7 separate regions of the Homo sapiens genome follow, and regions 1, 2, 3, 5, 6 and 7 are each linked to region 4. Evidence: chromatin contacts called from ENCODE Hi-C or POLR2A ChIA-PET data. All regions are on one chromosome and are shown on one strand. The core of a region is the stretch at or near the end of the contact, and the rest is flanking DNA. Distances in the headings are between cores, read along the strand shown. Region 1 overlaps SLC38A3 (solute carrier family 38 member 3). Region 2 holds the start of APEH (acylaminoacyl-peptide hydrolase). Region 3 holds the start of DCP1A (decapping mRNA 1A). Region 4 holds the start of DCAF1 (DDB1 and CUL4 associated factor 1). Region 5 holds the start of RBM5 (RNA binding motif protein 5). Region 6 holds the start of TKT (transketolase). Region 7 holds the start of MON1A (MON1 vesicular trafficking associated A).

What was found. Hi-C counts contacts between places; a loop is a spot of excess contacts on that map. ChIA-PET counts read pairs that join two places held with the same protein, here RNA polymerase II (POLR2A). Pooled maps may share reads with other maps.
Region 1: POLR2A ChIA-PET joins it to region 4 with 11 read pairs in Caco-2. The contact joins the enhancer-like site here to the promoter of DCAF1 in region 4. A Hi-C loop is called at or near these places in 1 of 50 pooled maps. POLR2A ChIA-PET finds 5 or more read pairs at or near these places in 4 of 52 experiments (CD8-positive, alpha-beta memory T cell, Caco-2, H1 and 1 more).
Region 2: a loop to region 4 is called in a map with no recorded cell type, with 17 times the contacts of the local background. The contact joins the promoter of APEH here to the promoter of DCAF1 in region 4. A Hi-C loop is called at or near these places in 2 of 37 single-sample maps with no recorded cell type and 6 of 50 pooled maps. POLR2A ChIA-PET finds 5 or more read pairs at or near these places in 1 of 52 experiments (A673).
Region 3: a loop to region 4 is called in a pooled map, with 13 times the contacts of the local background. The contact joins the promoter of DCP1A here to the promoter of DCAF1 in region 4. A Hi-C loop is called at or near these places in 8 of 50 pooled maps. POLR2A ChIA-PET finds 5 or more read pairs at or near these places in 3 of 52 experiments (HEK293, MCF 10A and naive thymus-derived CD4-positive, alpha-beta T cell).
Region 5: a pooled map shows a loop between it and region 4 (18-fold over the local background). The contact joins the promoter of RBM5 here to the promoter of DCAF1 in region 4. A Hi-C loop is called at or near these places in 6 of 50 pooled maps. POLR2A ChIA-PET finds 5 or more read pairs at or near these places in 3 of 52 experiments (GM12878, PC-9 and activated naive CD4-positive, alpha-beta T cell).
Region 6: a loop to region 4 is called in a pooled map, with 17 times the contacts of the local background. The contact joins the promoter of TKT here to the promoter of DCAF1 in region 4. A Hi-C loop is called at or near these places in 7 of 50 pooled maps. POLR2A ChIA-PET finds 5 or more read pairs at or near these places in 4 of 52 experiments (CD8-positive, alpha-beta memory T cell, HepG2, MCF 10A and 1 more).
Region 7: a map of CD8-positive, alpha-beta T cell shows a loop between it and region 4 (7-fold over the local background). The contact joins the promoter of MON1A here to the promoter of DCAF1 in region 4. A Hi-C loop is called at or near these places in 1 of 168 maps with a recorded cell type or tissue (CD8-positive, alpha-beta T cell) and 1 of 50 pooled maps. POLR2A ChIA-PET finds 5 or more read pairs at or near these places in 4 of 52 experiments (CD4-positive, alpha-beta T cell, OCI-LY7, activated B cell and 1 more).

Annotation. Positions count from the first base shown.
Region 1 is chr3:50,209,289-50,212,544 of GRCh38, forward strand. All of the region lies in intron 1 of SLC38A3 (solute carrier family 38 member 3), which reads left to right. Among named protein-coding and RNA genes, the nearest start is that of SLC38A3, 5.6 kb to the left of the region's middle. RefSeq lists an enhancer at 1-428. Within about 2 kb of position 1,408, at least 3 of the 41 ENCODE cell types and tissues checked have a DNase peak (open chromatin) inside an H3K27ac peak, as active enhancers do.
Region 2 is chr3:49,672,825-49,675,845 of GRCh38, forward strand. It overlaps APEH (acylaminoacyl-peptide hydrolase), which reads left to right and starts at 1,527. Exons shown (of 22, transcript NM_001640.4): 1 at 1,527-1,589; 2 at 1,665-1,797; 3 at 2,359-2,485; 4 at 2,870-2,963. The coding sequence starts at 1,578. It also overlaps a transcript of BSN not described here. RefSeq lists a silencer at 1,212-1,821.
Region 3 is chr3:53,346,166-53,349,369 of GRCh38, forward strand. DCP1A (decapping mRNA 1A) reads right to left here and starts at 1,378. Exons shown (of 10, transcript NM_018403.7): 1 at 1,218-1,378. The coding sequence starts at 1,352. RefSeq lists enhancers at 386-976, 977-1,567, 1,103-1,872.
Region 4 is chr3:51,498,136-51,501,589 of GRCh38, forward strand. DCAF1 (DDB1 and CUL4 associated factor 1) reads right to left here and starts at 1,880. Exons shown (of 25, transcript NM_001387579.1): 1 at 1,738-1,880. RefSeq lists an enhancer at 1,330-1,429 and a silencer at 1,540-1,769.
Region 5 is chr3:50,087,616-50,091,005 of GRCh38, forward strand. RBM5 (RNA binding motif protein 5) reads left to right here and starts at 1,304. Exons shown (of 25, transcript NM_005778.4): 1 at 1,304-1,414; 2 at 2,767-2,836. The coding sequence starts at 2,820. RefSeq lists enhancers at 1,161-1,752, 1,272-1,441, 1,482-1,591, 1,753-2,343.
Region 6 is chr3:53,254,671-53,257,775 of GRCh38, forward strand. TKT (transketolase) reads right to left here and starts at 1,352. Exons shown (of 14, transcript NM_001064.4): 1 at 1,166-1,352. The coding sequence starts at 1,272. RefSeq lists a silencer at 949-1,638.
Region 7 is chr3:49,928,145-49,931,118 of GRCh38, forward strand. MON1A (MON1 vesicular trafficking associated A) reads right to left here and starts at 1,667. Exons shown (of 6, transcript NM_032355.4): 1 at 1,465-1,667. RefSeq lists a silencer at 1,374-1,723.

The sequences.
Region 1 (3,256 bases), core at 158-2,657, 1.3 Mb before region 4:
GGCTGGGTGGGAAGGGAGGCTGAGGTGCCTAAGGTTAGGCCCAGCTACAAGCATCTGTTAGAAAACGTACCTGGCCATGGCCGGGCGCAGTGGCTCAAGCCTGTAATCCCAGCACTTTGGGAGGCCAAGGTGGGTGGATCACGAGGTCAGGAGATCGAGACCATCCTGGCTAACATGGTGAAACCCCGTCTCTACTAAAAAATACAAAAAATTAGCTGGGCGTGGTGGCGGGCGCCTGTAGTCCCAGCTACTCGGGAAGCTGAGGCAGGAGAAAGGTGTGAACCCAGGAGGCGGAGGTTGCAGTGAGCCGAGATCACGCCACTGCACTCCAGCCTGGGTGACAGAGCAAGACTCCGTCTCAAAAAAAAAAAACAAGAAAAAAAAAGAAAATGTACCCGGCCACAGGAAAGTCTACCTTCCGGCCCCAGCTGGGTCTCTCAGATCCTCCTAGACACCTCCGGATGCCCAGAACACAGAGCCACAGACCCTAGATCCCAAGGCCAGGGAGCTGGGGGCTGAGGATTAACATGGCCGGTAGTTCAGTTCTCTGGGCCATCTGCCTTCCCCTGGATATGCCCCCGCCTGCATGTCACTTCTTCAGTATTAGCCCAGTGTTGGCCACACACTGGCCACTTGCACTGTTGTGTTGTTGATGAGGAGGACATGAAAACATGGGTCTAGAGGAGGGTAAGAGGTGTCTTTTCCCTGTTCTAACACCCTCCTCCCACCTGCTTTGTCCCTAGACCCCTGACCCCAGCAATCAGCTACCACCAATTCCTATGGCTGTGCCTTGAGAACATGCAGTCCAAATGTCTCCATTGGATCTGGTTTCCCCCCTTACTAACACCTTCTCCTAGTAGGGGGCATCTTCCCTCTGAAGCCTGGAGGAGCAGGTGGACAGAGGGGTAGCTGTCCAGATGGGTACCAGACTTAGGAGGGGGGCACCCTGTCTCAGCCAAGGAGGGGAGTGGTAAAAATGAGCTGAGCTGGAACTGGGGGCAGCCCTCACCCCTGAGCCCCCAGGGATAATCACGATGGACCCTCAAGCCAGGCCAGCTGTCTCTCTCCTGAGATCTTGGCGGAGGTCAGGTAGCCTGGGCCTCAGCAATAAGCTCCAGAGGGTCTGTGCCTCCACTGGTGCAAGTCGTCACCAAGGTAAAAAGAGTGCGAAGGCCTCCCTGTCACCAGCTCACTACTGCCGACCCAGACCCACTTATGTTCCTGAGCATGGGGAAGGAAAGCAAGGCTCAGAGTCCTGGGGACTCCAAGGACCTTGATCCCTGGGCAGAGAGCTGTGCTTCCTGTAGCTGCTTGCATCAGCCGCCCTGAAGTGGCCTGGGTTCCTGGGGCTCAAAATCTTTAATTAGCCAAACTCAACACCTGCCGAGGTGTGCCTGATGAATTCTCACCAGGTGATGTTCGCGTGGGCGGGCGTTACCTGCTGCGCCATCCCTGTGGCTCCTGGCCCCTCCTGGCCCTTATCTCCCAGGAAAACAAACAGGTCCCAGGGCAATGGCCTGGGCCATTGATTTACTGCCCGGGTTCACACTACATCCATGACAGATGCCATTCTGATGACCTGCCCAAGGCCACCGTGATCTCCCCACCCTAGCTCCTGGCCACTCTCTGGGCACCCATGGACTGTTCTGGGGATGAAGGCTTTGGGGAGGCTCCTCACTCATCCCCAGCTTTGACCAAGCCTCACGGGACCCCTAGAGGACAGGGATACACTGAGGTCCTGAGCTGGGGAGTACCCTGCCCCTGGCCACACAGTGAGGCAGGGCCAAGCCCAGCCCTAGAGGGTCTACTCTGGGCTTTCACCACAGGGGATCAGGCTCTGCTGGCAGCCTTTCTTATGCAGGAGCCCTTCCCTGAGTTTACCCCGATTCCGATTCCCGGATACAAAGGAGCCTGGGAGGCCACAGGCCTGAGGGGTAGGAGCTGTCAAAAATGGGCTGGCAGCCTCAGGGAATGGCTGGGGGCTCCATGCCAGGCCAGTGCTAATCCTCACCCTGGCCCCCAGCCCCCAGCCCTCCTCCCTGCCCTGGACCAAAGTCCAGACTCCTAGACCTGGCCTTTACAGCTGTATCAGGTTTGTCTGTTGCCACAGAACCTTCCTTCAACGCTTACAGCTTGCCTCGTACTGCACCTCAGGGCCTCTGCCTATGCTGTGCTCTCTGCCTGGTACACTCTTTCCTGTTTGACACCCCAGGGTGCCTACTGGAATTTTAGTACTGGCTTCGCACCTCCTCCAGGAAGTCTTCCTTGATGCCCCCATCCTTTTTTTTTTTTTTTTTTTTTTTTTTTCTTTTTTTTTGAGATGGAGTTTGGCTCTTGTTGCCCAGGCTGGAGTGCAATGGCGCAATCTCAGCTCACTGCAACCTCCACCTCCTGGGTTCAAGCAATTCTCCTGCCTCAGCCTCCTGCGTAGCTGGGATTACAGGCATGCGCCACCAGCCCGGCTAATTTTGTATTTTTAGTAGAGATGGGGTTTTTCCATGTTGGTCAGGCTAGTCTCAAACTCCTGACCTCAGGTGATCCTGCTCTCCTCGGCCTCCCAAAGTGCTGGTATTACAGGCGTGAGCCACTGCGCCCGGCACCCCCATCCTCTTTTTTGAGACCCAGCATTATGTGGCTCACACTCAGTTGCAGCAGGAGCTATAGAGTAGTGATGAGGGTGCTATCTGGGGGGATTTGTCTCTTCCAGGCTGGAGGTCACTTAAGGAGAGATATTCTAAATCCTTTCTGGGATCTCAGGCCTGCCCAAGACCCAGCAATGACTGATCATGATTGAGTAATAGCTACCAGGCCCCAAAGGTCTAGGCCCAGCTACTGCAGGGGGGATGGGGAATCTGGAGCTCAGACCTCAGACACCTCCCACGGCCCATGCCACAGACTGTGGTCTCCCTGGAGGCAGTGCCTGGCTGCTACAGAAGGATATTAGGGCAGAGAAGGGTGTTTTGTCCAGACTGCCAGCTCAGCACACTCTGAGGGCCTGTCCCAGCCTGCCCAGGGCAGGGGGCCGAGAGAGGGCACCCCCAGCTGAGTGCAGGGGGGACTCTGGAGTAGCTCTGGACGCCAGCACTGGCACCTCTATACCCAGGTGGGACACTTGGAGGGATGCTGATGGCAAGGCTTAGGGCAGGGGCATGAGGACATGTGGACCTAGGCAACCCTGGGGTCAGGGGAGAAGGCTCAATAAGAGATGCTAACATTGTTATAGTCCCGAGTAGGTGGGTCTGGGAGGAGAGGAGGT
Region 2 (3,021 bases), core at 277-2,776, 1.8 Mb before region 4:
GATGGAGTGCAGTGGCGCGATCTCGGCTCACTGCAAGCTCCGCCTCCCGGGTTCACACCATTCTCCTGCCTCAGCCTCCCGAGTAACTGGGACTACAGGCGCCTGCCACCATGCCCAGCTAATTTTTTGTATTTTTAGTAGAGACAGGGTTTCACCGTGTTAGCCAGGATGGTCTCGATCTCCTGACCTCGTGATCCGCCCGCCTCGGCCTTCCAAAGTGCAGGGATTACAGGCGTGAGCCACCGCGCCCGGCCGGCCGGGACTTTTTTTTTTTTTTTTTTTTTTTTTTTTACTTAACTAGTTATCTTGAGTAAGTAATGATGCGGCTGATGGGAAAGGGGAAGCTACAGGCCAGACAAGTGGACTCTCAATCACAAGCACGCCATGGAGCAGGGAGCCAGGGCCCTGAATGTGGAAGACCAGCCAGACTCAGGTATATGGAGGGAACATCCTTACTGTCCAGCCTCTCCTGATCTCTGTTGGCACCTTAGCCCAGCCAATCCTGTACCACGTGCACAGGGAACCTGCCTGCCTAGGTTTTTTCCACAGGAAGCTCCCTGGTCCTGGGTGGAGTCTGAGCCCACCAGGCCTTTCACACCCAAGAGCTCAGGGTGAGGCCTGGGGAGGAAGGCAGGGACCCACCAGCTCACGGTCCCCAACAAGGTGCCACTGAGAAGGCTGGGTAAAGGCTGCGGGGATAGATAGCTCTTGCGGCAGGCCTGGCGACTGATAAGTCCGGGCAGCACCCTAAGAGTTGGCACCCGCCCCTCTGCCCCGCACCCCAGGGCTTTGCTTCGCGCCCTCCGCCCGGACCCTGGCCCTTCTCTTCTTCGTCTGCGTGGAACTCCCTCCAGGGCAGGGCCTGGCACTGTGTAGTGAATGTCGGCCTCGTGGTGGACCCGAAGGAACCCTACAGTCAGCCCCAGAGCCGCGGGAGATCCACGCTGCGGCCGGCTCCGCCCCGCCCAACCCTCACCCTCACGCTCACGCTCACGCTCACGCTCACGCTCACGCTCACAGGCTCCCGGCTCCACATTCCTCGCAGGGCTCCAATCCGGACCCGCCCGCCTTGCCCTTCATCCTCAAAGACTCATTGGTCCCATTCCCCTCGGGCCCCGCCCTTCGCGTGCTTGGGCCATGCCCGTCCGACCGCGCTGCTTCCGCCTTGCAGCACCCCCTCAACCCCTTCTCTCGTAGGCCCTTCTACCCTCCCCGAAGCCGGGCTCCCGGGTTCCGCTTCCACAGGGCCGCCCCCTCTCCTCCGAGATCCAACGCCTCGCCCCTCGGTAAGAGGCCCAGGACTCAGCCCACGGCCCCGCCCCCCACTTGGCTAGTCCGCCCCTGGCGAGACCCCTGCTCTCACCCACCCAGGACTTCTCGCTCCCAGGCCGGGTCCTCTCACCGTCAAGGCCCGCCCCCTGCCAACGGTCCTCACCCATTAGCCGAAGGCCCCGCCCCTCACAGATTGCCGCAGGGCAGGGGCGGAGACAGCCCGGGCCGTCCCAGGCTCCGCCCCCGGAAGCCTCACTTCCGGGCGCGAGCACGCCCCGCCTCGCCCCGGCGGCAGAGAGGAGACTATGGAACGTCAGGTGAGGGCTCGGCCCGCGGTCCCCGTGGTCCCTGCAGCCCGGGCCGGGCCTGACCCTGGTGTGTCCCCTGCGCAGGTGCTGCTGAGCGAGCCCGAGGAGGCGGCGGCTCTGTATCGGGGCCTTAGCCGCCAGCCCGCGCTGAGCGCCGCCTGCCTGGGCCCGGAGGTCACCACGCAGTACGGCGGCCAATACCGGACGGTGCACACTGGTGTGTGTGCGAAGGGGAACTGGCTGGCGACGGGGTCGCGCACTGGGGTGGGAAGGAAGGGGGTGTGGAGGGCTCGCTGCTTGACAGTGCGTAAGGGTATATAGGGAGCCGGCCTGGACTTGGAGGTTACACTCCCACAGGTCCCTGCACACAGGTGTGTGGAGGGGGGGAGGGGGCGTGCGGGGCGTTATCGAATGGCGGCCATGAGTGCACGAGATGACGGCGTAGGGGTAGAAGTCAAACCTGGGCTCAGGGCGTGGACCTTGTAGGGCTCTCCACCAACACGCCATCCCATACACATGCCAGGCTGCCCTCAAGATTCCAGGGTGGATGCTGGGGTTACTAGGGGGTTCTCTCAAAGAGGCTGTCAGCTCAGGCTCTGGAGGCCTGGACTAGGGTTGTGGCCAAGTGTTGTCCAGCCTGCAGCCAGGGTGTCAGTGTCTGGAGACAGATTGAGAGATTGGGGAAGATAGATCTAGGCCTTCCTGGGTCAGGTGGGGCTGGGGGCAGTAGCCAGGAGTAGCCAAGACAAGGTGAGCAGTCTCATGCCTCCCCTCACAGAGTGGACCCAGAGGGACCTGGAACGCATGGAGAACATTCGATTCTGCCGCCAATACCTGGTGTTCCATGACGGGGACTCAGTGGTGTTTGCAGGACCTGCAGGCAACAGTGTGGAGACCCGGGGGGAGTAAGTTTGAGGGAGGAAGCTTGTGGGCAAGGCCACAGCCGTCCGCAATGCAAGCCTTTTATGAATGCTCACCATGTGCCTAGAAGGGAGGCCAGCAGCCAGGTTCTTGCCCCCTTGGGAGCTCATTCAGTTTCTGGTGACATGGCCTGATAAGCACTGGAAGCTTGCTCCAAACTCAGCCTGGACTAGAGCCCATGGTGGCCTGGGGAGTTGCAGAGAGTAGAGTCTCTGCCTCAGGGAGGAAAGGCAAGGTGGGGCTAGAGGTGCTCCAGAAGCTGGTGTGGGGCCAGAGCCTCAAGAATCTCTCCTAAGAGGTGTGCCCAGTAGGGAGCAGGAAGGGGTTATTGCAAGATAATCCTGACCTGTGCTACCCCATGTCCACAGACTGCTGAGCAGAGAGTCTCCTTCAGGCACCATGAAAGCTGTGCTGCGCAAGGCTGGAGGCACGGGCCCTGGGGAAGAGAAGCAGTTCCTGGAGGTGAGTCTGCATGGGACCAGGTAGTGGGTGACAAGAGAGAGGCTCTGCCCCACAGATA
Region 3 (3,204 bases), core at 128-2,627, 1.8 Mb after region 4:
AGATTCATAAAATTTCAAACTAAGGCAATGTCTAAAATAGCTACATTTAAAAAACAATCTACAATTTTATTCCTTGTGGCTTCCCATATCTCCTTCTCTTCCAGGAGGCAAAGATAAACAACGTGATTATAAAAACTCTTCATCTGAATTAACTGTTCATAAATGCCAAATGATTTTCGATAAATTACTGATAAATATAATCTATGCAACTGTATTATAGGGTAAACGACATACTACGGTCATCTTCCAGAGTTCTGTCAGTTTAAGGATTTCGTATCTTATTGAAATGTGAACTCCAGTCATTGGTGAATTCAATCCAACAAGCATTTACGTATTACTTTCTAAGTGTAAAGCCTGTAGCTGAATGAGTTAATTAGGAAGGGTCAATTACAAGAAAGTGGGAAATTATGCTTTTTAAACAACTAACAAAGCTTCAAGCAGGGGCTAACAAGAATCAGTGAACACACTGAATGTGACTTTTCGGACCCTCCCCAGTGCACGAAAGCCAGAAAGTACTGAGTCCGAGGGGAGCATTCAGAGATGACATCACCAGCATCATAGATGGAACAAAACACATTTACAGGGTCTCTCTTGTTTGTACAAAGGTCTTCGGGGATCCAGTGAACACGGAAGCCCTTTTCCTAAGTGCCTTGGAATCTTTTCCGAAACTCTGTGTAGTTCGATTAAAGCCGGACCCACCCACCCCCTCCTTCCAAGAATCGAAACTAATTGGATTTTAAACTTTAAACCCAAATGACCTCTGCGACAGGGGCTCTCATTTACGTTTGCCAGGGGGAGAGGAGGAGTGTTTATTTTATAGATAATGTACATATAATTTATCTAATAATCCGCAAAGCCTCAAACACAAGCTTTCAGGCACCCTTTTGACCCCACCGGTCTTATAACTCCCAATGTATCTGCAAAGAAGGCAGGTCGCCCACGTCCCCAGACCCGACGCCAAGGGACTGATCCTGCTCCAATCCTCCCCTCCACTGGCTTTTCCTTGGGATGTCTCGAGCCACTTCTCTCACTCCTATCCCCCAATCCCAAGCGGACCCGACACCCCTCAGGCTCTGGCTAGGCTCTTGGCCAGACCCTGGCCTCGTCTCCACCGCCCTGGCCTCTTAGTGTGCCCCCCCACCCCACAGTAACCCGCGCGGCCCCTTTAAGAGACGGCAGCGGCCGGGTGGCCGTCCTCAGGGCCAGGCGGCACTCACCCACTGGTTGGCCTTGGGGCAGAAGGTGTACAGAGCGACCTGGCCCGTGAGGTCTGCGATGCTGGTGATATAGGGGTCGTGTTGCTTCAGGGCCGCTAGGCTCATCTCCTGCCCAGCTCGACTCAGCGCCTCCATCTTGAATCCCAGAGCCTAGCCCCTCTGGTGGGGGCGGAGTCGCGGACAGGAAAGTGCCATCGAGGCAAAATTCCCCCATCTGCGTCAGTCCCCTCAACTTCCGCCTCTACGCGGGCCTCGCGGCAGGGCGGTACGTCAGCCATTCTGGTCCGCCGCGCGCACGCTCCGGGCGCCGGGTTCCGGCGTTGTCAGGGTCCGCGGCCCTACGATGTGGGCGGTGTCCAAGGCTGCGTAGTGGAGCTTGCAGGCTGGAGCTCCGGCGCTTCCTTTCCCTGAGCTAAAACGACTGGGTCCTGGGATCTGGCCTCTAGCTCGCCTGCCGAGCTCTTTCCAGGCAAAGGTTGGAGACCGCCGAAGTGCCGGCCTCGCGGTGCGCTGTCTGGCAGGGCCCGGGGCCACAGAAGGAAAACATGTCTGTGGAATGTGGAAATGCGGGACTCTACCGGGCCCGTTTAGAGAGCACAGAAAAACATGGGGGAAAGGGAGAGGCGAGAAGCCCAGAAAATTACCCTAGGTCTCAGATATGGATGTGTCGACCTAAAAGGAAGAAGACTCTGGGGCAAAATAAATGCAAGCAGAGAGTTTATTTGGGCCAAGCTTGAGGATTGCACCCCAGGAGCATAGATTCAAGTTGCCTTGAATATATACACTGATTAGCAGAAGGTACAAGTGGATTTTTTTTCTTTTTTTTTGAGACGGAGTTTCACTCTTGTCGCCCAGGCTGAAGTGCAGTGGCGCGATCTCGACTCACTGCAACCTCCGCCTCCAAGGTTCAAGCGATTCTCCTGTCTCAGCGTCCCCAGTAGCTGGGATTACATGGGCGCGCCACCATGCCCTGATAATTTTTGTGTTTATAGTAGAGACGGGGTTTCGCCATGTTGGCCAGGCTAGTCTCGAACTCCTGACCTCAGGCGATCCACCCGCCTCTGCCTCCCAAAGTGCTGAGATTACAGGCTTGAGCCACCGCGCCCGGCCCTTTTCTTTTTTTCTTTTTGAAACGGAGTCTCGCTCTTTTGCCCAGGCAGGAGTGCCGTGGCACAATCTCAAGCTCACTGCAACCTCTGCCTCCAGGGTTCAAGCGATTCTCCTGCCTCAGCCTCCCAATTAGGTGGGATTACAGGCGCCCGCCACCACACCTGGCTAATTTTTTCTTTTTCTTTTTCTTTTTTTTGAAATGGAGTTTCGCTCTGTCGCCCAGACTGGAGTGCCGTGGCGCGATCTCAGCTCACTGCAACTTCTGCCTCCTGGGTTCAAGCGATTCTCCTGCGTCAGCCTCCAGAGTAGCCGGGATTACGGGCGCCCGCCACCACGCCCAGCTAATTTTTGTATTTTTTTTAGTAGTGACGAGGTTTCACCACATTGGCCAGGCTGGTTTTGAACTCCTGACCTCAGGTGATCTGCCCTCCTTGGCCTCCCAAAGTGCTGGGATTACAGGCGTGAGCCACTGCGTCTGACCCACATAAATATTTTTGTCCAGCCCTGGGAAGAGTCCATGAAGGGTTTAATTTGTCTTGCTTCATTTAAAGCATTAAGCAGATCACTCATTTCATTGGTAAGTGTCTGTTGAGCATTTTAAAGCGTTTGAAAGAGTTAGGCACTAGCTAACAAGTAAAACAAATCATGGAGACTATAGGGAGTTCTATCCCCGCCAGACTTCTTAAAAAGCAACATTTCTTTCGTTAAAAAGGTCATGGAGGCTGGGCGTGGTGGCTCATGCCTGTAATCCCAGCACTTTGGGAGGCTAAGGTGGGAAGACCGCCTGAGGTCAGGAGTTTGAGACCAGCCTGGACAATATGGTGAAACCCCGTCTCTACTAAAAATACAAAAATTAGCCGGGCGTGGTGGCGCACGC
Region 4 (3,454 bases), core at 630-3,129:
CAGATCACGAGGACAAGAGCTTGAGACCAGCCTGGCCAATATGCTGAAACCCCATCTCTACTATAAATACAAAAATTATCCGGGCGTGGTGGCGCGTGCCTGTAGTCCCAGCTACTCCGGAGGCTGAGGCAGGAGAATCACTTGAACCTGGGAGGCGGAGGTTGCAGTGAGACAAGATCGCGCCACTGCACTCTAGCTGGGGCAACAGAATGAGACGCTGTCTCAAAAAAAAAGAAAAAAGAAAAAAAAAAAAAAAAGAGTTATCACACCACTGCACTCCAGCCTAGGCTACAGGGCAAGATCCTGTATCTAAAAAAACAGGCCAGGTGTAGTGGCTCATGTCTGTAATTCCAACACTTCGGGAGGCTGACCAGGGAGGATCACTTGAGTTCAAAACCAGCCTGGGCAACATACTGAGACCACTGTCTCTATAAAAAATAAATGAATAAAAATAAAAAATTTTAAAACTGTATAATAGGCAGAACAGTAAAACACTGTACTCAGCAACTACGCAAGAGATACTAAGTACAAAATGATTTCCCTACATTCCCCAAATTCTCTATTATCTCTTTAACATCCAAAAATATATACCCACTCAAAAATGGGTAATGAATAAATGTTATATAGAAAACCCAAATGGTCACATCATTAAGAAAAATACTAAATAGATCCTAAAATCTAAATATACACATTTACATAAACATTAAAGGTAAACTCCAGTAAGCTGGAAAAAGAAAATGCAGGATGATATTACCAATTAACCTCTCATTCTGTACATTAACGATGCATTTTGAACAGGAAGATGCTACTAATATAAAAAATTAAGACATGTAAACTAATTAAAAGGCTTCATCAAAAAAACAGGGTAAGGAAAAACCAAGACCAACATGACATGGCCAAGGACGAGTCATTTGTGACTCAAAAATAGCTAAATACAAACACTCCAAAACTATTTCCTCAACAAATGGAAAACCAGAGCGCTGCCACCGCAGTAAGAGGAAACCAGACAGAAAACCGTCTAAGAAGTGAAGTTGTTAAGCAAACGCTTCTGACACCCCAGTTGAAAACTACTATAACCCCCGGAAATAGACTCCAGGGAAGCTTCGCGGGCACTCTGAGGTTTGACTCCAGGCTGCGGGACCCGCACACCTCTCTTTCCAACCCTTCCCTCTTTCATGGGGATGGGAGGAGCGCCCGGAAAGCTCCGCCCCCGTCGCACGGTCCAAGAGGCAGGCGGGTGCAGGGAGAGGTGGCACGAGGCCGAGAGACGGGAGAGCCCGCCCAGGTGACTGGAGCTGGAGGCGGAGACACAGTCCGGGAAGGGGCCCGCCGTATAGTACGGAAGATGGAGCCCCGCAAGCCCGTACGGAACAGAGACTAGGAGGATTGGAAGGAAAAAGAAAACAAGGGAAATGAAATGCGCCCCTCCTCCAGGTAGGGGCGGACACACCCCGCCCCCCCACTCCGGGCGGAAGAGTTACTCTCGGGAAGCTTCTCGTGGGGAGTGGAGGAAGAACGTGGAGGCCCCGCCCCCAGGACAAGAATCAGGAGGAGGAAAAGTCCTGTCAGGCCCCGGGCCCAGCCTCCCGGCAGACCGGCCCGCCCCCTCCTCGCCGGCGGCCCAAGCAGGTGCCGCCCCTCCCCCAAGCCCGGCGCCCACTCTGCCGCCCGGCCAGCCGCGCGACCTGCTTCCTCGCGCCCCTCCCGTAGAGTCGCCTCCCTCCATTTCCCACTCACCGTCCGAGGCGGCTCCGCCGCTGCCCCCCCCCGACCCCGCCAGTGGCCACAGTTCACACACACACAGCCTCAGGTCCCGCACTCACTCTCCACTCACACACACACACAGCGCGACCACGGCTCCACAGCGGCCCACATATTATGCGTCACTCGCGCGCTACGTGCACCGCGCGCGCGCGCTCGCGCCTACTTGGCGCGAGGACCGCGAGCAAGGGGCGGGAAGAGAACGCCTGCACGATCGGGGAAAAAAAAAAAAAAAAAAAAAAAAAAAAAAAAAAAATCGAAGAGCCCCGGGGACGCCTGGGAAATGAAGTTCCGCGTCTAGGGGCGGGCCCACCAGTCCCAATTGACGCATGAGCTCTTCGCCTGGCGCATTGACTTCTGGATTTGTAGTTTTTTTGGATAAATGCGAACTGCTGAGTACTCATTGGCTGCTTCGGAAGGCGGAAGTGAAAAGTGAGGGAGCCAATCCTTCTAAGACAGTACTGTAATCGCCTGATACTTTTTCAGTGTCTTGTTCTGACCTGTGTGCGCAAAGAGCCTCTGTTTTATTTGGCCATTTGCCTTATCTTACCTAGAACATACCGTGATCTAAGAAAATATTTCTCATAAACATATCAGAAATCACAGCACTCATTAAATCAGAAGGCACTGGTTGTTTTTTGTTTGTTTTGTTTTGTTTTTTTGAGACAGAGTCTCGCTCTGTTGCCCAGGCTGGAGTGCAGTGACGATCTCAGCTCACTATGACCTCCGCCTCCCGGGCTCAAACAGTCCTCCCACCTCAGCCTCCAGCTGAGACTACAGGCGCATGCCACCACACCCAGCCAATTTTTGTTTCTGTTTTGTATGTGCGTGTTTGGTAGAGACATGGTTTTGCCGTGTTGGCCAGGCTGTTCTCGAACTCCTGGGCTGAGTTCTCCCAGCCTCTTTTTTCTCTGTCTTTTTTTTTTTTTTTTTTTGACAGGGTCTCGCTCTGTCATCCACGCTGGAGTGCAGTGGCGCGATCACAGCTCACTACAGCCTCAATCAACCTCCTGGGCTCAAGCTATCTTCTCACCTCAGCCTCCCAAGTAGCCGGGGCTACAGGTGTGCACCACCACACCCGGCTAATTTTTAAAAATTTTTGTAGAGACGAAGTCCCACTGTGTTGTCCAGGTTGGTCTTGAATTTCTAGGCTCAAACGATTCTCCTGCCTCGGCCCCCCGAAGTGTTGGGATTACAGGCATGAGCCACTGCACCCAGCCTCTGTCTTTTTGTTCAAGACCTAGCCTGTAAGAATCAATAGATACTTATTGCCAGGTTATTATACGTGAGGCAGAGAAGTGAAAAATCAAAAGCTCATAGATTAAGGCAGGACTGACCTCACAGGTCACTTAATTCAATTTCTTCATGTTGTTGGGAAAAATGAGGCCCAGAGGGAGTGAGCGACTTGCCCAGCATCACACAACCAATTAACAGCAGAACCAGAGGACTCCTTACTCTGACCAGCAGTCCCTCTTGTGGGGCATAGAAGATAAACATGACCCACAGTTGAGCAGAATCTCGACCTGACAAGATCCTACCCAGCGTTCAAGGCCTTATGCAGCTCATTATCTCTCCGGGAATGCTGAGCAAGTCTCCGTGCATCTCCATGAGTCTTCACGGCAATACTGTCACATGAATACAAGACACAGCAAGCCTGCTGCTATGCTCAGGCTCGACAGCTAGTAAGGATCCT
Region 5 (3,390 bases), core at 54-2,553, 1.4 Mb before region 4:
CTTGGATTACAGGCATGAGCCATCATGCCTGGCCCCTCCTTTTTATTTATTTATTTATTATTATTATTATTATTATTATTATTATTATTATTATTATTATTTTGAGACTGAGTCTTGCTCTGTCACCCAGGCTGGAGTGCAGTGGCACGATCTCAGCTCACTGCAACCTCTGCCTCCCTGGTTCAAGTGATTCTCCTGCCTCAGCCTCCCTAGTAGCTGGAACTACAGGTGCATGCCACCATGCCCGGCTAATTTTTGTATTTTTAGTAGAGACGCGGTTTCACCATATTGGTCAGGCTGGTCTTGAGCTCCTGACCTCGTGATCCACTTGCCTCGGCCTCCCAAAGTGCTGGGATTACAGGCGTGAGCCACTGCGTCCAGCCTTTTTTTTTTTTTTTTTTGAAACAGAGTCTCACTCTGTTGCCCAGGCTGGAGTGCAGTGGCGCAATCTCGGCTCACTGCAAGCTCCGCCTCCCGGGTTCACACCATTCTCCTGCCTCAGCCGCCCAAGTAGCTGGGACTACAGGCGCCCGCCACCATGCCCAGCTAATTTTTTTGTATTTTTAGTAGAGACGGGATTTCACCGTGTTAGCCAGGATGGTCTCGATCTCCTGACCTTGTGATCCGCCCGCCTTGGCCTCCCAAAGTGCTGGGATTACAGGAGTGAGCCACCGCGCCCAGCACCGGCCTCCTTTTTATTTTTTAGCGACAGTTTCTCGCATTGTCCCCAGGCTGGAGTGCTGTGACGAGATCACAGCTCACTGCAGCCTCGACCTCTTGGGCCCAAGCGAACCTCTCACCTCAGCTCCTGAGTAGCTGGGACAAGAGGTGCACGCCACCATGCTCAGTTAATTTTATTTTTTGTAGAGATAGGATCTCACTGTGTTTCCCAGGCTGGTCTCGAACTCCTGGCCTCAAGCGATCCTCCTGCCTCGGCCTCCCAAAATGCTGGCTTGTGAGTGAGCCACCACTTCACGCACGGTCTCCTTTTGAAGTAGAATTAGACAATGTTTTACACCGTGCCAGTGAAAGCAAACTGTACTCTCTACGGCGCTAGTAGCAAAAGCAAAGAATTATTAACATGCCTAATAGGAGCCCTAAAAACTAATCCAGGTCTGCAAAAGCCGATCGACAACTCTGTAGTGATTTAGAAGAGAATTGCAAGACATTAACACAGAGCGTCCTAAGTGACAGGATGGTCTGGCGACCACATTTCCCGGCAGCCCTCGCACAGCCAGGCCGCTTCGAGGATTGGACTTCTCCGCAGGAGGCGGGTGACAGGGGGAGGGGATAAGCGTGAGGTACTGTGGGTAGGAGACGGCCGTCGGCGGAGGCGCCATTTTGTGTAGCCGCCGAACCTTGTTGGAGGTTCTGGGGCGCAGAACCGCTACTGCTGCTTCGGTCTCTCCTTGGGGTAAGTGCGGCGGCTGTCTGTAACGACGGTAGGTTCTTGCCATTTGGGCTGGCCCCCAAGCCTCCCTTGTCAGCTGCCGGAGGCGACTGATCAGCTCCAGCCGGTTCTGTAGAGGGGCTAAATTACCCCAGGCGTTGGAGGGCCGCGCCCTTCCTTGTTGCCAGCTCTGTCAGTTTCCAGAGGGTGTCCAGCCAGCTCAGCCTTGGGCCTGCTTCTTTCTGGCTGTGACTTTGCCCCTTGTGGATACACGTCCCCTAATCTTCAGCCCAACGGAGCAGTGGAGCCGTCGCCTGTCCCTCGGGCACTCCTTGGGAGCTCCCTGGCAGTCTCTGGCCGCCATCCCCCGCTCAACTGCAACTGAATCGCCCTCTCCGAAAAGCTGTTCGGTGATCGCCCATCTGCGGGTTTGGAACCTCTTGGGAGGCGGGAGGGGCATGTGCGGGGAGGGCAGGCCGGACGCTGGAGTCGGTCGAGCAGGCCGTGACGCCGCCATCTCGGCCGCGAGACCCCACGGAGGTGGGTGCCGGCACCGCCCGGGAGACAAGGGGCGGCACCAGTGAATATGCCCCGGGACTTGTTTCCCCCCAGTGGTTCTTTTTCATTTATTAATTTCAACAAATCGTTGAGCATTCGCTCTAGACTAGGCTTCCAGAGACTACTGGAACTGATTTTTCGGACCTCGCGCTCATCGAACGCGGTCCAGCAGTGTGATGTCTTATTACCAACGGGGGGCGGGGGGCCGGGCTGTTCACTACTCAGTGGTTTGTAGTCATAAGAACTGGCTCAAGACGTGGTGGTTATTGTTACCTAGGAATTAGGTCGTTTCTAGCTTTGCTCTTGTCTTATGCGATACGTTATTAATGTAGTAGATTTCAGTCAGCTCAGTATCCCAGCTTCTACGAGGTTTTACATTTTTCATCAGAAGTGTTTGAATTTCATGTTGCTCCTTGTATTAATGAAGACACTTGGATTAATGTTTTAACGGTCAACTATCCCACGGAGTTGCTTTGATACAAAACCAAGGAGCTGATTGTAGCTCTGCCCTTTTTGCTTTGTAATTCTAAGGTAGGAGCAGGGAAGGAGTCTTCTGCTTGCTCCGTATTATGATTCTGTTAAATCTGGAATCTAATATTTTAAAATATGCTTAATCTTCCGGTTTTGCTCATTGTTAACAAAATGTTAGCACGATTTTAACGTTGACAGTTTGTCCCCACCACTTCCCCACCTTAGATAATCACTGTCAATGATTTGAAGGTTTGATGAAATCCCAGCCTCAGTAGTATCCAAGCTATGGAGCTGCTGACTTAAGTGATCTCTGAGATTTATAGCAATTAATCTCTCTTGTCTCCTAGAAAAAATAAAATTTGAACCTTTTGGAGCTGTGTGCTAAATCTTCAGTGGGACAATGGGTTCAGACAAAAGGTAAGTTACTACAGTACGTGGCTTTGATCTCAACATTTCAGTGGGGACTGAACTCCTTGTTTAAAATAGTTTATCAAACTAATATATGAGTGTTTTGCGCCAGGCATTGCTAACGAACACCTTTATGATCCTGTTGTCACAAACTACAGTCTAGTGAGAGAATTAAAGTACTGTGTGAACATGCTGTGATAAAGTGTAGGGTGCTCTTAGAACACATAGGAAGTATGTCTTTTTCTTGTTCACAGCCAGGAAAGCTTCCTGGAGAAAATATTCTCTGGAAGGAAGCTGAAGGATAAGAAAGAATTTTAGGCAAAGAAGGGCAGGGTAGAGTGGGTCACTGAAGGTTCCCTGTGTGGACAGCAACCTTTGCAGAATCCAGGAGATCATACAGTCTGGCACTTAGCACAGTTCCTGGCTGTGGTAAGCAATCAATGAATGCCATTTCTTGTTATTGTTCCCTGAATAGCAAGATGATCCAGACTTAGAGAGCTGAGAAGCTTGGGACTGTGTGTTACATGAAGAAAGAAAGAGCCAAAGAATTAGTGGAAAATTAA
Region 6 (3,105 bases), core at 102-2,601, 1.8 Mb after region 4:
CAGCCTCCAAGTAGAGCACTGGAGTCCTTGAAACCACCCAGCGTGGTTAAGTGCCATTACTGTCCCCGCTTTACAGAGCGGGAAGCAGGCTCTGAAGTAATTCACTGACTGACCCCCTCACCCACCCCACTGGACACCTCCAGCTGCATGCACGGTGGCCCTCATTAATTATCCCTGTCTCCGCTACAGAGGAGGCTCCTTGGGTGTCCACCTTCTGGGCCAAAAGGGCTGGCCAGGGAAGGATCTTGGGGCCTAGGCACGCCAGCTCCTGCCTGGGAGATACAGCACCTGGTGGCTGGCCCTGCCCCAGGACGTCACTCCCGGCGCTAGGGCCCTGGAACTCCGTCCTTCCGGCGCTCAGCCTTCTCAGTCTCCTTGCCCTCCGCCTCCTCCCGCCCCAGGTCAAATCTTAGACCTCCTTTTCACAATGGATCCCAGGGTTCTGCACCCACGTGCCACCGCCCTCCTCCCCTCTTCCCCCAATCAGCCCCGCCGCTGCCTGGCGTCTCAGCAGCCCCCTGCTCCAAACTCGGACCCAACCCAGGGGTGGCAGGAGACAGGGGTAGGGGAGCGTAGTCTGAGGTGGGGAGAAGGCCGGGCCCCCGAGTCTCCTGCAAGAGGAATTAAAAACAGGGTCTCTAGAGTCGGACTGCTGGGGCTCAAATCAGATCTCCCTGTGTGTAACTTTGGGTAGCTGACTAACTCGGAGCCTCCGTTTCCCCATCTGGAAGGGGGAACACTCCCGGCGGCGCCCACACAGCCAGGTGGTGGAGAGGGTTAAGAGGGCCGCGTTCTGTAGAACAGCAGTAATGGTGGCCTTCCCGGCATCACCCTAGAGGGTACTTGGCGAGTCGCGAGCCCATCCCCCGCGCCACCATGCAGCTGCGCGGCCGGCGATCCGCGTGGGGAAGAGCCGGCCTGAGGCGCACGGAGGACCAGAGGCCCACGCGGCCGAGCCCGGGCGTAGGGCGAGTGTGCGGCGCAGCGGAAGCCGCCTGCAGCCCGGGGCCCTGCGAGGCGCGCGTCTCCGCCCTCCGACGGCGCCCGGGCCACCTTCCTCGTCTAGGCATCTCGCAGCGCGACCCAGAGCCCGCGGCGACTCTGGCCGCCGCAGACGCCCCCCGCCCCGCCCGAGCCGCGTCCCCGGCCGGCGCCGCGCACTCACCCAGAGCCCGCCGCAGTGGTGGCCTGGATGGAGCTGATACGTAGGCGGTTGGCCGTGTCCTTCAAGGCCTGCAGCTTCTGCTGGTCAGGCTTGTGGTAGCTCTCCATGGTGCGGCAGGCGGGGACCGGGCGCACACGCGGACACACAGAGATAGCGGCTGCTCCCGCGGCGACAGGCGGCTGCCGAGGCCGGGCGCGGGGCGGGGGCGCGTTAAGTCGCCGGGCGGGGCGGGGCGGGGATGGGAGAGGCGGGGCAGGGGGAGGAGGCGGGGCTCGGATCACCCCAGGCCTTCAGCCCCGCCCCGCCTGGGGCCGCCTCCTGCCCGCTCCCCTCCCCTAGGCGCTGGGCCGCTGCGGACTGCGAGGTTAGCAGTTAACCACACACACCAATAATAATAACATAACGAACAACTCAGGATTCGAGTCTGGGCTCCTGACTCGAAAGCCTCTCAGTCTCCCTCCTCCACACAGTCCTCCGTGGACTTGTCACGGCGAATCCCATTTTAGAGATGGACAAACTGAGGCTTGGCAAGGGCAATCAAGGTCACAAGGCTGGTGGGTGCCAGGCTTGGCCCCAGCCGACCAACCCCAGGCCCAAGAGACTGCAGGACTTAATTTTGAGACTGAGTTTCGCTGTTGTTGCCCAGGCTGGAGTGCAATGGCATGATCTTGGCTCACCACAACCTCCGCCTCCTGAGTTCAAGCAATTCTCCTGCCTCAGCCTCCCTAGTAGCTGGGATTACAAGCATGCGCCACCACACCTAGCTAATTTTGTATTTTTAGTAGAGACGGGGTTTCTCCATGTTGGTCAGGCTGATCTTGAACTCCCGACCTCAGGTGATCCGCCTCGGCCTCCCAAAGTGCTGGGGTTACAGGGGTGAGCCACCGCACCAGGCCCTATTTCTTTTTTCTAATAATTAAAAAACTTGTTTTTTCTTTGAGACGGGGTCACCCATGGTCACCCAGGCTGGAATGCAGTGGAGTGATTACAGCTGCCTGAAGCCTCAGCCTCCTGGGCTCAAGTGATCCTTCTGCCTCAGCCTCAAAAGTAGCTGGGACCATAGGTACACACTACCACGCCCGGCTAATTTTTGTATGTTTTGTAGAGATGGGGTTTTGCCACTTTACCCAGGCAGGTCTTGAACTCCTAGGCTCAAGCCATCTGCCCTCCTCTGCCTCCCAAAGTGCCGGATTATAGGTATGAGCCACCATGCCCAGCCACTCAGGGCTTTAGAGCCCTGCACAGGGGATGGGGATTATTGAAAATGAGAATAGGATAGTGGTAGCCATGACAATGCCAGGTGATGATAACTGAGAAATTACTAGGGGAAGATCCTTTACAAATTATTAGGGCCTAGAAACACTACTGACTTTTAGGGAGATTATTGGGTTTGCTTCCAGGTCTGTAGGGACAGGGGCACCCACCACTACTGTTATCAGACCCCATGGTTCCCAGAGGTATGAAGCTCCCCAGAGTGGGATTAGGGAGGGGACTTTCATCACAGACACTGTTTCATTCAATCTGCCCACCACACTTGGCCAGTGAGGTACATACTGCCTACAATGCCTATTTTACAGAGGAAGAAGCTCCATTTGACAGAGGAAAGATAAAGGCAAGACCCTCAAACGGATGGCTGGGCAGGGAGCTAAAACCCTGAGAGATCCAAGAGGCACCAGTGGCCGCCCTGTGTCCTCTGTGTCCTCCCTGCATTGCCCATACTCAGAGAGCTCTGGCTCATGAGGCGATTGACTGAATTTGAGTGAGTCCCCCAGCTCGCCTCCAGGTGCTCCTCTGCTGGCCTGACCCCCAGATGCCCAATCAGACCCTAAGTATGGCATCCCATAGCACCTGGCTCCTGCTGGCCCAGCCCGCAGAGGCTGGCCCTATGGTGTCTGGCTGGTGAGGGCTATGGGCTAGGATTGGAGGGGGGCCCCACAGTG
Region 7 (2,974 bases), core at 417-2,916, 1.6 Mb before region 4:
GAGCTAGTGGATGCTTCCTTCACAATAGTTCTCCTGCCACCTGAGATCATACAGTATCTCAGCATCTCCTAGGTCAGTCTGGGGTCCAGCCAGAGGCCTGATGAAGCAAACAGCTCTCTGAATACTTACTCTGGAAACTCAGACAGGGAGGCTGAGTGAATCACAGCAAAATCCACCCCAACCCCCATTGGAGCCACAACTGTGCAACTGAAGCTCCTGGGAGGCTAGAATTGAAGAAGTTAGGCAAAGGAGGTCTCTTAGAACCAGCCCCAGATGCCCCTTCTCAGGGAACCCTTCTCAGACAACCCCTCTAGAAGCCCCAGGCCTTGCTTTTCCTAGAAGTGCCCTGCTATGCCTGTGAGCAATGTCACCAAACAAGTTGGCTCAATCAGCCCTTGTAGTGTGCCTCTCTCACTCAGGCAGCCTTGGAGCAGAGAAGGCCTTCAGAAGCCCCTCCCTACTGACTCCCTACCACTCCTGCTCCCTCTTCTTGCTTGGATAGCACTTCATTTCACCTTAACCCTTTGGAGCGGCCTGTCTGGAAAGGAGGTGCCAGGATACAGGATGTGTGGCAGACAAGGCCCAGGTGAGGCTGTGCTATGGCTGCTTCAGCAGGATGCCTACTCCATGCTGAGATCACAGTCTGGTCCTTGTCACTTCTGGCGGTTACTTCCCTCCCTGACAAAGGGTGCTCACTCTCCCTCTGCAAACTTGTGCCCAGAAAGGGTGGCTCACCCAGTACAAGGGACAACCCAGTTGCACCAGGCAAACTGGTGCAAAGTCCGGCCAGGCGCAGTGGCTCATGCCTGTAATCCCAGCACTTTGGGAAGCTGAGGCAGGCAGATCACCTGAGGTCAGGAGTTCAAGACGAGCCTGGCCAACATGGTGAAACCCCGTCTCTACTAAAAAAATACAAAAATACAAAAAATTAGCTGGGCGTGGTGGCGCATGCCTGTAATCCCAGCTACTCGGGAGGCTGAGGCAGGAGAATCGCTTGAACCTGGGAGGCGGAGGTTGCAGAGAGCTGAGATCACACCACTGCACTCCAGACTGGGCAACAAGAGTGAAACTCCGTCTAAAAACAACAAAGCAAAGACCCAAGCCCCTTCCAGGTGCTGCCCCGCTCATCCCAGTTACCTCTGTTGCTTTTTGAGAAGACTCTACCGGCCGAATATGTGTACGTTTGTTGGCGGGGCGGGGGTGGGGGAGTGGGGAGAGTCCTACCTGGCCACTGCCCCCTACCGGATCTCGCCCTCCCAGCCAAAGGATGGGTTCCAGATCTCGCCTTTTGTATTCCCCAGCTGGGGACTAGCCGGCTGAGGGACCGCAGGGAGACACAGTCTTCCCATTGCAAACGATAGCGTTGATGGCTGGAGGCCCCCGTCTTCAAGCCCCTCCCTCCAAAGATGACAGCTCTCCAGTCTCTAGGTGCCTCCAGGCCACGTGGGCTGGCAGTCAACTCACCTGTTTCTCAGAGGAGTCCAGGACGCACAGAAGGTGCCGGTCACTGCCCTCTGCCGGACCCATGGAGGGGTAAGGGTGTCCGGCCGGGGCCGGCCTGAGGGCACAGCTTCGCGGGGCCCCGGCCCCCTGCGTACACAGACATGGCCACAGCGCAGGCACCGCTCCCTCCCACCGCCCTCACCCGGCCGCCGGTGCAGGAAGATAGCTTTCGCCGGCCTCTCGCGGCCAAGGCCCAGCTCCAGCCGCTCAGCCCGACTCGGCCCGCCCCCGGGGTGCATTGTGGGAAATGTAGTCCTTAGCGTTTGGCCGCCTGCGGCGCCGAGGGACTGGTTCTGGGCTCCTAGTCCCAGCAGAGCCGTGGGCAGGTCCTGACCCGGGTCCGCGATTGCCTCATCCGGCGCCGCCTTCTAGGGGCCTGGGCGCCTCCTCCGAGTCTAGAGTCCCACACAGAACAGCCCTGGACTCTGGGCCTCTCCGTCCGAGCCAGCTAGCAGTTCATTTCAAGTGAGAGAAAGGGACGTTAGGATTGTTTCTCCCACTGATTGTGGAAGGACAGTGCAAGTTTGGGGGACTGGATAAATGTCATTAGTGGGCCCAGCCACACAGGCTGTAAAGGATGTGGGCATGCGCAAAAGTCGCACTAATTGTTTCTAAAAACATATTTGTAGCCACGTTTTAATGTATCAGTATAATGCTCTAGAACGGTAGTTCTCAACTCTGACGGCACATAGAATAAGCCGGGAAGCTTTAAAAAAAAAAAAAAAGAACTAGGACGGGCGAGGCGGCTCACGCCTGTAATCCCAACACTTGGGAGACCGAGGTGGGCGGATCACTTGAGGTCAGGAGTTCCAGACCAGCCTGGCCAACATGGTGAAACCCCATCTCTACTAAAAATACAAAAACTAGCCAGGCTTGATGGCGTGTGCCTGTAGTCCCAGATACTCGGGAGGCTGAAGTGGGATTCCAGGAGGTCGAGGTTGCTGTGAGCCATGATCATGCCCTGCACTCCAGCCTGAGCACCAGAGCGAGACCCTGTCTCAAAAACAACAACAAAAAAACTAATGCCTGGACACCAGCCCTAGAGATTTTGATTTAATTGAATTTAGAGTAGGGTGGAGTGTTGGGGAGCCAGGCATCACTATTGTTTTAAAAGCTCCCCAGGTGATTTACCATTGCAAAGAATCATTGTTTGTAATTTCCTAGACGCAAAGCAATAAAAACAACAGGAAAACAGTCAACAACAGGCTCTCCCAAAAGACCCTTATTTTTAGAGATGGTTTTAAAAAGTAAAATTAGTGTTTGGCACCACTGCTCATGTTCTTTTCTGAAGCAATTAATTCACTTTACAGCCTTATGGTTAATTCTCCCAAAAGTTAATAGGATGAAAAAAAAAGTCAGATCACTCCTCTGACTTTCCCTGCTGCTCCACAAGCACCTGGGGGCAGTGTCCTTTTCCTCTCTAAGCCCTACACTGGAGTTAGGGTAGAGCTCCGCCCCTGGGCTTTTCTTC